Regions from separate parts of the Mus musculus genome. Here region 1 is linked to region 2. A link is a loop called in an ENCODE intact Hi-C map of the cell type or tissue named here. Cell type or tissue: heart. All regions are shown on one strand.

Region 1 (4,000 bases), 62 kb before region 2:
GCATGGCAAGCACTAACCACAGACCCATCTCTGCAGTCCCATCTTATTTTGAGACAGACTCTTACTATGTAGCTGGGCTCAGACTGGCCTCCAATCTGCAATACTCTTTATCCTGCTGGAATTACAGGCATGCACCAACATACTTGGTCTTTAAAGTATTGTATTTATTTATTGGATATGTTATGTGCATACACAATGCTGTGACTCACCTGGCCATTTATCTTGAACTGGATTTTTTGTCTGTTTGTTTTTGAGGTCCCAGCCTTTGCTGGCTGGAACTCATTATGTAAACCAGGCCAGGTAAATCTCTCATAAGTCTACCTCTGCCTCCTGAGTTCTGGATTCTTTATGCTAAGGTTCCTGGAGGTTCAGCTCCTTGAGCAGTACGTATCTGGGGGAATACTACTACACAAATGTGTAGGAGTGAGGTTACTACTGTAAATAAAAGGGCAGTTCAAAACAGCAGCCTTGTTAAGTGCTTCAAGATAGGATTAGCTTTACACATGGAGAGCCTGGAAGGGGATGGTTTTCATGGAGGGAGATGGAGTACGGAAAAGGGCAAGGAAGGAGTATTTATTTCACTTAAGCTTTATTAGTTAATCGTTGGAGTAGAATTAAGAGTCAAACCCAGTGCACAGAAGACATTTGGAAGTGTCAGACAGGTTGTCCTAGCTACTTTTTTTATTGATGTGATGAAACACCACGACCAAGGCAACTTATAAAAGACAGCATTTAATTTTTAGCTCAGGGTTCCAGAGGGTTAGTTCATGACGGTCTTGGCAGTGAATGTGCCAGCAGACAGGGAGGCCTGATGCTGGAGCAGTTGCTAACAGCTTACACGTGATCCACAAGCACCAGACATAAAACGAAGAAAAGGCTGGCTTGGGACTGGAGAGATGGCTCAGCGGTTAAGAACACTGACTGCTCTATTTGGAGGTCCTGAGTTCAAATCCTGACAACCACATGGTGGCTCACAACCATCCATAGTGAGATCTGATGCCCTCTTCTGGGGTGTCTGGCGACAGCTACAGTGTACTTACATATAATAAATAAATCTTACAAAAAAAAAAAAAAGCCAGAAAGGACTGGCTCTTGAAACCTCCAAGACCACCCTCAGTGACATCTCTTCCAACTTGTTCACACCTAATCCAGTGGTTCTCAACCTTCCTAATGCTGCGACTCTTTAATACAGTTGCTCATCTTTTGGTGGCCTCCTCACCCCCAGCCATAAAATTATTTTCGTTGCTACTTCAGACCAGTTGGTTACTGCTATGAATTGAAATTATATGATATGTTACCCTCCTAGGAGGTGTTGGGACCCATACGTTGAGAACTGCTATCCTTATCTTTTCCTGTCAGTCCAGTAACTGGGGACAAGCATTCAAATGCATGAGTATGGGGGCAATTCTCATTCAAACTACCACACCTGTCCACGCTATTTTGGGACATAACATAGCGTCACCCGAAGGTTCTGGGCCTACATTCTCCTTACAGTCATCTCCTAAACCATAAGAGCAGAGAAGGCGAGGGCCAGGAGCCTCCAGGCGTCAGTCTTAGATTCTGCCCGCCCCCGTGTTAGGCCCCGCCTCTAGGCCCCGCCCTACCCTCCTGGGCTGGCCCAGCCGACTCTTCTGCTCAGGCACCTGCCTAGCCGCCTCGCGAGGAGGGGTCCTGAGGCGGCTCCAGGGACGAGCAGTGATTGGCTGCAGCTGGCGGCTGGAGCTCCGTTCCAGCGGCGCTTGACAACCGCAGTCCGCGGAGCGGAGCGGTCGGAGGCGGGATCGGGGCGGACGCGAGCAGGACCGGCTGACGAGCTGATGGATTGACGTGCGGGCTGCTTAGCCCAGACCGCCGCCCTCGCGCTCGCGCCTTAGACTGGAATTGGCTGTCTCGGGGCTCTGGCCGCCGGCCTCTCCTCCGCGTTTTCCTCCACCGCTTCTGCCGGCTCCGCCCGGAGCTCTCAGGTGAGCGGATTCCAGGAGGCGGGGGCGGGCCGCCGTGCACCGTGGGTTGCCATGGTCACCCGTCGCCACCTGTCACTAGCCTGATGCGGCGCAGACCCCACAGCCCCTTGGGCGGCGTTCGCAGCCGGGAGGAGTGTCTTGGGTAGGCTTTGGTGGCGACTGCGAGAAGATGGGATGCGGGCGAGGCCCGGGTGTCTCGGGGACAGGACCTGGGACCCGCCAGGCAATCTATCCAGGCCGCCACTGCTGGACCACACCTTCCCCTACTTGCCAGTCTGATTCGGGCGGCTGGGCGATGCCCCTCGCCCTGGTATGGAGTATCCACCTCGCCGCTGCTGAGGGGCGCGAGGAGGGCTGACTGGGCTGCATCTGCCTCGCCCCTCTATTGGGCTGGGGCGAGACTGAGGGCTGCGCGCTGGTCCCTTTCCCTGCTCGCCTTGGCCGGCGAATGGGTAGGGAGTGGCGGGGTTGAGGGTTTGTGGGGGATCCGGGTTTGCCCTTTCTGACGCCAGGCCAGTGGCTGTTAGGAGCAGTCCTGTGGGGTCTGGGAGGGTGGGGACAGGGGCATCGACTGAATTTCGAACGTGATTTGTTCCCGGGGACGCCTGCGTAAGACACCGGAGGTTATGGAACTCAGAGGGTTAAGCTGCTTAGCTGTATTGGGGAGAAAAAGATTGGGGCTCTAGCTCTGGGACGACGCCTTTGGCAAAGGGGTAGGAACCAAGTAGGCAGCGGCAGTATTTGACCTGATGATTTCCCCCCTGTACATCCAGACATGCAGCTAGTAACTACGAAGGGTGTCGTCTGAGGGGAGCTTTTTTTTTTTTTTTTTTTTTTTGGCAACTTGGTTCTCACTGCATAATGAGAGGAGAAGTCTTTGTTCCACCCAGATTCATCGGTTGAAATCCTGACACTTAGTTTCCCCCCTTTGTTGTAGAGAGTTCATAGAATGCTATAAAAAGTTAATGGCACAGGAATTAACATACAGGTTTAAAAGGGCTGTAAATCTTTTTCACAGATAATACCACTTCTTTTTTTTGGGGGGGGGTCTCAAGTGTTGGCATATGTTATGTTAGCATTTTACTAGAAAGGAGAAACGCCTAGCAGTCGAATTTTCTTTATATGGCACATTCTGGAGGTCTTATTTAGGTGGGAGATATAACGAATCATTGTGCATTAAGGTTTGGAGGAGGGGGAGGAACATTGCTTCCAACAACAAAGTAACACGTAAATGGGAAAGACAAGGAAATAATCCATAACAGTATATGTAAGGCAAACAACCAGATCATGAACTTGAATTGGGCTGCCATTACTGAGTGTGTGTGTGTGTGTGTGTGTGTGTGAGAGAGAGAGAGAGAGAGAGAGAGAGAGAGATTTAACTTATTTCCCACCTTGCCACTTTTCTAGGTTTTTTTTTTTTTTTGTGAAAATCAGTAGTAGGAATGTATCATAAGAGAGCAAGAGTGCTAATCAGTGTTTGCAGTTACATAATTGTGCAGTTTCTTTCTGTTTGTCAAATAGTTTGTTATTGAATGGACACCGTATGACTTGTTTAGTATATGCTACAGTTTGAAAAGCAAATAAGAAATATGTCAAAATAAGAAAAATGTCCAATTTTCCTTGGTAGGTCAGTTGCCTGAAAATCAGATTGCCTGGATGGAAGCTTCTCTTTGCTTCTGTAATTACAGTCTTGGAAGAGATATTTATCCTACCATTGACCTTGTTTTCTTATTCTGTGAAATAGGGATAATGCCTGGTGTTGTTTTAGTCTGAGAGTGGACTGTGATGTTGAATAAATCAGTTCAGTTGCAAGTGCTTTGGAAAATATTAAGGAATCTGTTGACTACCTTTTACCAGAGGGGAACACTGAGAGGGAGTATTATCATTTTCTGTGTAATCTTTTTAACATTTCTAGATTCAAGACCTTTTTTATTACAGTGGCCTTAAAAGGCTTATGAGAAAAATGGAGGCGTTTCCTCATTCTCAGTAGAGGGTTTGCTTCAGTTGTGGTGATGTGGGGAAGGAGGGTTTTGCTT
Region 2 (4,000 bases):
TGAATAAACCCTTTCCTCCCCAACTTGCTTCTTGGTCATGATGTTTGTGCAGGAATAGAAACCCTGACTAAGACACAGAGGTAGGAAGGCCCACCTTAACTGTGGGCAGCCTCACCCCATGGACTGGTGTACTGGACTGGCTACAAGGGAGAGAGCAAGTGGAGCACTAGCATTCCTTTGTCACTCTACTTTCGGATCAAGAACCTAATGTGACTAGCTGTGTCACATTCCTGCTTCATGACTTCCAGTCTTCCCCTGAACTCTGAACTCAAATAAGCCCCTCTCCCCTAAGATGCTTGTGTCAGAGCTTCTGATCACAGCAACAGGAAAATAACCAATAAAGATGGATAAAGGAGTTTGGTGGCCCCAAATCCCTATATCCAAGGATAACCTTAACTTCATAATCTCTCCTCCTTATCCATGCTCATGTGTAAGCATCCATAATTAAACCTATTGAGTCACACAAATAAAATGTGACTGTACAAGAACTGATGTGGAAAGTGGGTCAGGAGGAGGGGGAAGGGGACAAAAGAGGGTTATAATAAGTGGGTTTGATCAAAATACATTATAAACATGAAAATACGATGAAACCATTATCTATAATTAATGCATGCTATTAAAAAGAAGAGTGGAGACTCAGCTAATATAAGTTTAATTAGGGTTGGTTACGTGAGCAAAGGTGAAAGGTTATTTACAGTATAGATTGGCAACTTAATTAGTTGCTATACCATTGAAGAAAATACCTCCTCTCCTCAAGCAATCATTAACTGCCCATAGCCCTGTTCCATGTTCACATGTCATGTTCACAACGTCAAGACAGATACTGCCTTGTAACAGTTCTTAGCTACTAGTGAGTTCATGTCGTGCCAGGGAGACAAGAGTCCACAACACGCCTACCTTTCTACCCTTCCTCTGGCTCTCAGATTCTACCATTACCACCCCCACCCCCCAACCCACCAAATGATGTTCTTTGAGTTTTGGAAGGAGCAAGTTAGATGTTTCATTTAGGGCTGAGCATTCAAGCCACTTATTCTCAGCACTTTGAGCAGTTATGAGTCTCTGTATTAAGCACTACTACTGCAAAATGAAGCTTCTTTGCCCAAAGCTGAAGGCAGTACTAATGTTTGGGTAAACATAAATATTTGGAAGGCTGCTTGATATGTATGATACATTTAGTCAGCAAAAGAACAGTAGCTTCCCCCCTAGGGCATTGACCTCCCAGACGCAGATTTGATCAGGTCTACTGTGCCGGACATGAATCCCCTCCTATGGAGTGGGCCTCAAATCAAGCTGGAAAGAAGATGGCTACCCACTTAACAGTTTGCCACTATTGCAAATGTGGGTACATCTTGCCTGGGAGGGCAGCCGGGTAACATACAAGGTCACAGCAGGGCAAGACTGCTGGTGACTTCTTCCATAAGGCATCCTTATGTTATGAAAGCTAACCTTCCAGAGTAAGCATTCAGTCCAGTTCCATCTTGACTTCTGTACACACATGGTTGCTACAGCAGTAGGATCTTATCATCTACATCTGAAAGGCTACCAGCCACAGTAGCAATGGGGCTGGAGAAGTGGCTTAGCTGTTAAAAGAACTCAAGTTCGGTTTCCAGCAACCGAGTTTTGTGGCTCAAGATCACCGATAACTCTGCATCTCAGGTACCTGATGCTCTGCTGGCAACTGCAGCTCTGACCTCTGCTGGCAACTGCATTCATATGCAGAAACACAATCAGAATTAAAAAGAAAATACGTGTTGGTGCCACAATTATCTGGGACTTCCTATCTAGGGGGATCCAACCCCCTCTTCTGACCCCTGTATGTACTAGACACGCACGTGGAACACATACTATATGAAGCAAAGCACTCATACATATGAAATAAATCTAAAACGACTACAAATCTTAAAAAGTTGTAAATGATGTATGTATACCCAAGAATACCAAATTAAATACTAACAGTGTCTCATTGCCAGTTAGTTTTTGTATTCATTTCTGGGGTGGGGTTCCTCTTTGGACACTTTGGAAACTGCAAAGCCAGAAGTTGAAGATAAACACAAAACAAACCTTACGTCCAAACTCCCATTTGCCTCCCTCACTATATATAGTACTAGTTAACCATTATCTTCCACTTAGAAAGTTATGTTCGAAGTAGATCTCTCTCTCTATCTCTCTCTCTCTCCTTCTCTCCCTCCCTCCCCCCTCTTTCTTTCTCTCTCTCTCTCTCTCTCTCTCTCTCTCTTTTTCTTTCTTTCTTTCTTTCTTTCTTTCTTTCTTTCTTTCTTTCTTTCTTTCTTTCTTTCTTTCTTTCTTTCTTTCTTTCTTTCTTTCTTTTCTTTCCTTATTTACTTATTACTTATTTACTTATTTAGACGTACTTGGCTCCTTTAGCCACGACCGTCTGAACTGAACTGGTGGTTGGGTAATTGAAAAGCCCTTACTTCAGAGCAGAGGAGCGCGGCCTGGTCCCGCCCCCGCCTCCGCCCCCGCGGCGCAGCCAATCAGCAACGCGCGCGGGAAGGCCGCACAGCTGCGGGCCGAGCGAGTCGATGAGTCCGCTCGGGACTCCAGTCCGAGTGCACCGTGTTTGAGGTAGGCGGCTCGGCGTCTTCCGCGGCCGGGCTGGCCCGGGTCCCTCTGAAAGAGCAGGCAGGACCCTCGACGTGAGTGGGCGCTCTTCGGTGTGTCGGGGCGGCCCGCGGGTCTGCGTGGGAGGCGGCGCGGCAGCGTGAGAGGTGCCGGGGCCTGGGCCCGTGGCGATTCCCTGTTCCGTCTTACGCGGGTAGACAGCGCCCGCCAGTCATTCCCCTTGTCTCGGCTAACCCTGCGAATATACCGAGCGGCCCACCCTGGGGCAAGAGCATCCTTGCTTGTGTTATCTGAAACCTTGGCAGAATCTGCAACAAATACTGACGGCCAAAAAATTATATATATATATTGGATTTGTTGGAGTAATGGTATGAAACTCCAAATTTAATTTGAGTATATTAAGTTAGTTGATGCTGTAAGTCTGTGGGTTTATAATTAGGTGCAAAACGTCAGGTTTTCTCCATGATACTGATTATAAAAGTGCTCTTCTCAGCGTTGTCTGGGCACATATTGGAAATGAAAATTGTCTGGTGGGCGGTGGGCACCCTTTAATCCCAGCACTCCGGAGGCAAAGGCAGGCGGATCTCTGAGTTCGAGGCCTGCCTGGTCTACAGCGTTTCCAGGATACACCGAGAAACCTCGTTTCGAAAAACAAACAAACAAACAAACAGAAAAAAACAACCTCAATTGCCAGGAAAGGACAAGAACACGCGTGAGCTAAATAGCGACTTCCCGCTTCTAAGATAACCGAGAATTTGACTTCCCTTAACCCGGTTAGTCCTGCTTGGCTGGTTGGTTAGACCTCTGATTCTTTGAAATCAGTGACTTTCTTGAGGGTTTCCATTTCGTGGCTGTCAATCAGCCTGCACATCTTAAGAGCTAAGCCAGAGGCCGCCCCTGTGAGAAGCCCCTTTTCTGGTTTTCCCACCTGTGTGATAAGACCCAGCAGAGTTTCCTCACCCGCTTTTGAACCCTAACCTCCAAGGAACCTCTCAGAGCTCAGAGGCCATGGGCATGTTACCCGTTTTTTCTGGGATTGAGACAGTGGTGCCCTTTCCAAGAGTTTTTGTAAGGATTAAAGGAGCATATGTTTCAGTAACAAAATGTCCTCTATTATTGTATGAGTATGTTTTTTTATATACTATTATTGTGCGCACTGGAGTACATGTGTTGTAGTTGAGGCAATGAGAAAATGATACAAACTAACTGGTGTCCACCGACAAGTCATAGAGTAACGCAGGTTTTTTTCATAAACTGAGGCAACATAGGAAGATTTTTGTGATGTTTTTGTTTTTCCGAGTCAGTCTATGTAGCACTGGCTGGCCCTATCTCAGAGACTTGTCTTTAAAATAAGCTCGAAGCAGGTCCAGATTGCAACTTTGGAGGAAGTGTGGGATCAGTTCTAAGTGTTGTTGTT

The links. A loop is a pair of places that touch in the nucleus more often than their neighbours do. Peaks named below come from ENCODE experiments on the same cell type or tissue, not always from the same donor. Only the 100,000 strongest peaks of a DNase experiment are listed, where the experiment ranks them.
Region 1: a loop joins it to region 2, with 2.7 times the contacts of the local background. A loop is called at or near these places in 2 of 42 quality-filtered maps.

What each region holds. Positions count from the first base shown.
Region 1 is chr3:108,589,634-108,593,633 of GRCm38, forward strand. It overlaps Wdr47 (WD repeat domain 47), which reads left to right and starts at 1,645. Exons shown (of 15, transcript NM_181400.3): 1 at 1,645-1,964. In heart, a CTCF peak has its summit at 1,531; a DNase peak (open chromatin) is centred at 1,658; H3K4me3 peaks cover 1,760 bases; H3K27ac peaks cover 1,397 bases.
Region 2 is chr3:108,651,395-108,655,394 of GRCm38, forward strand. Clcc1 (chloride channel CLIC-like 1) reads left to right here and starts at 2,519. Exons shown (of 12, transcript NM_145543.2): 1 at 2,519-2,586. In heart, a CTCF peak has its summit at 1,704 (motif pointing left); a DNase peak (open chromatin) is centred at 2,507; H3K4me3 peaks cover 2,147 bases; H3K27ac peaks cover 984 bases.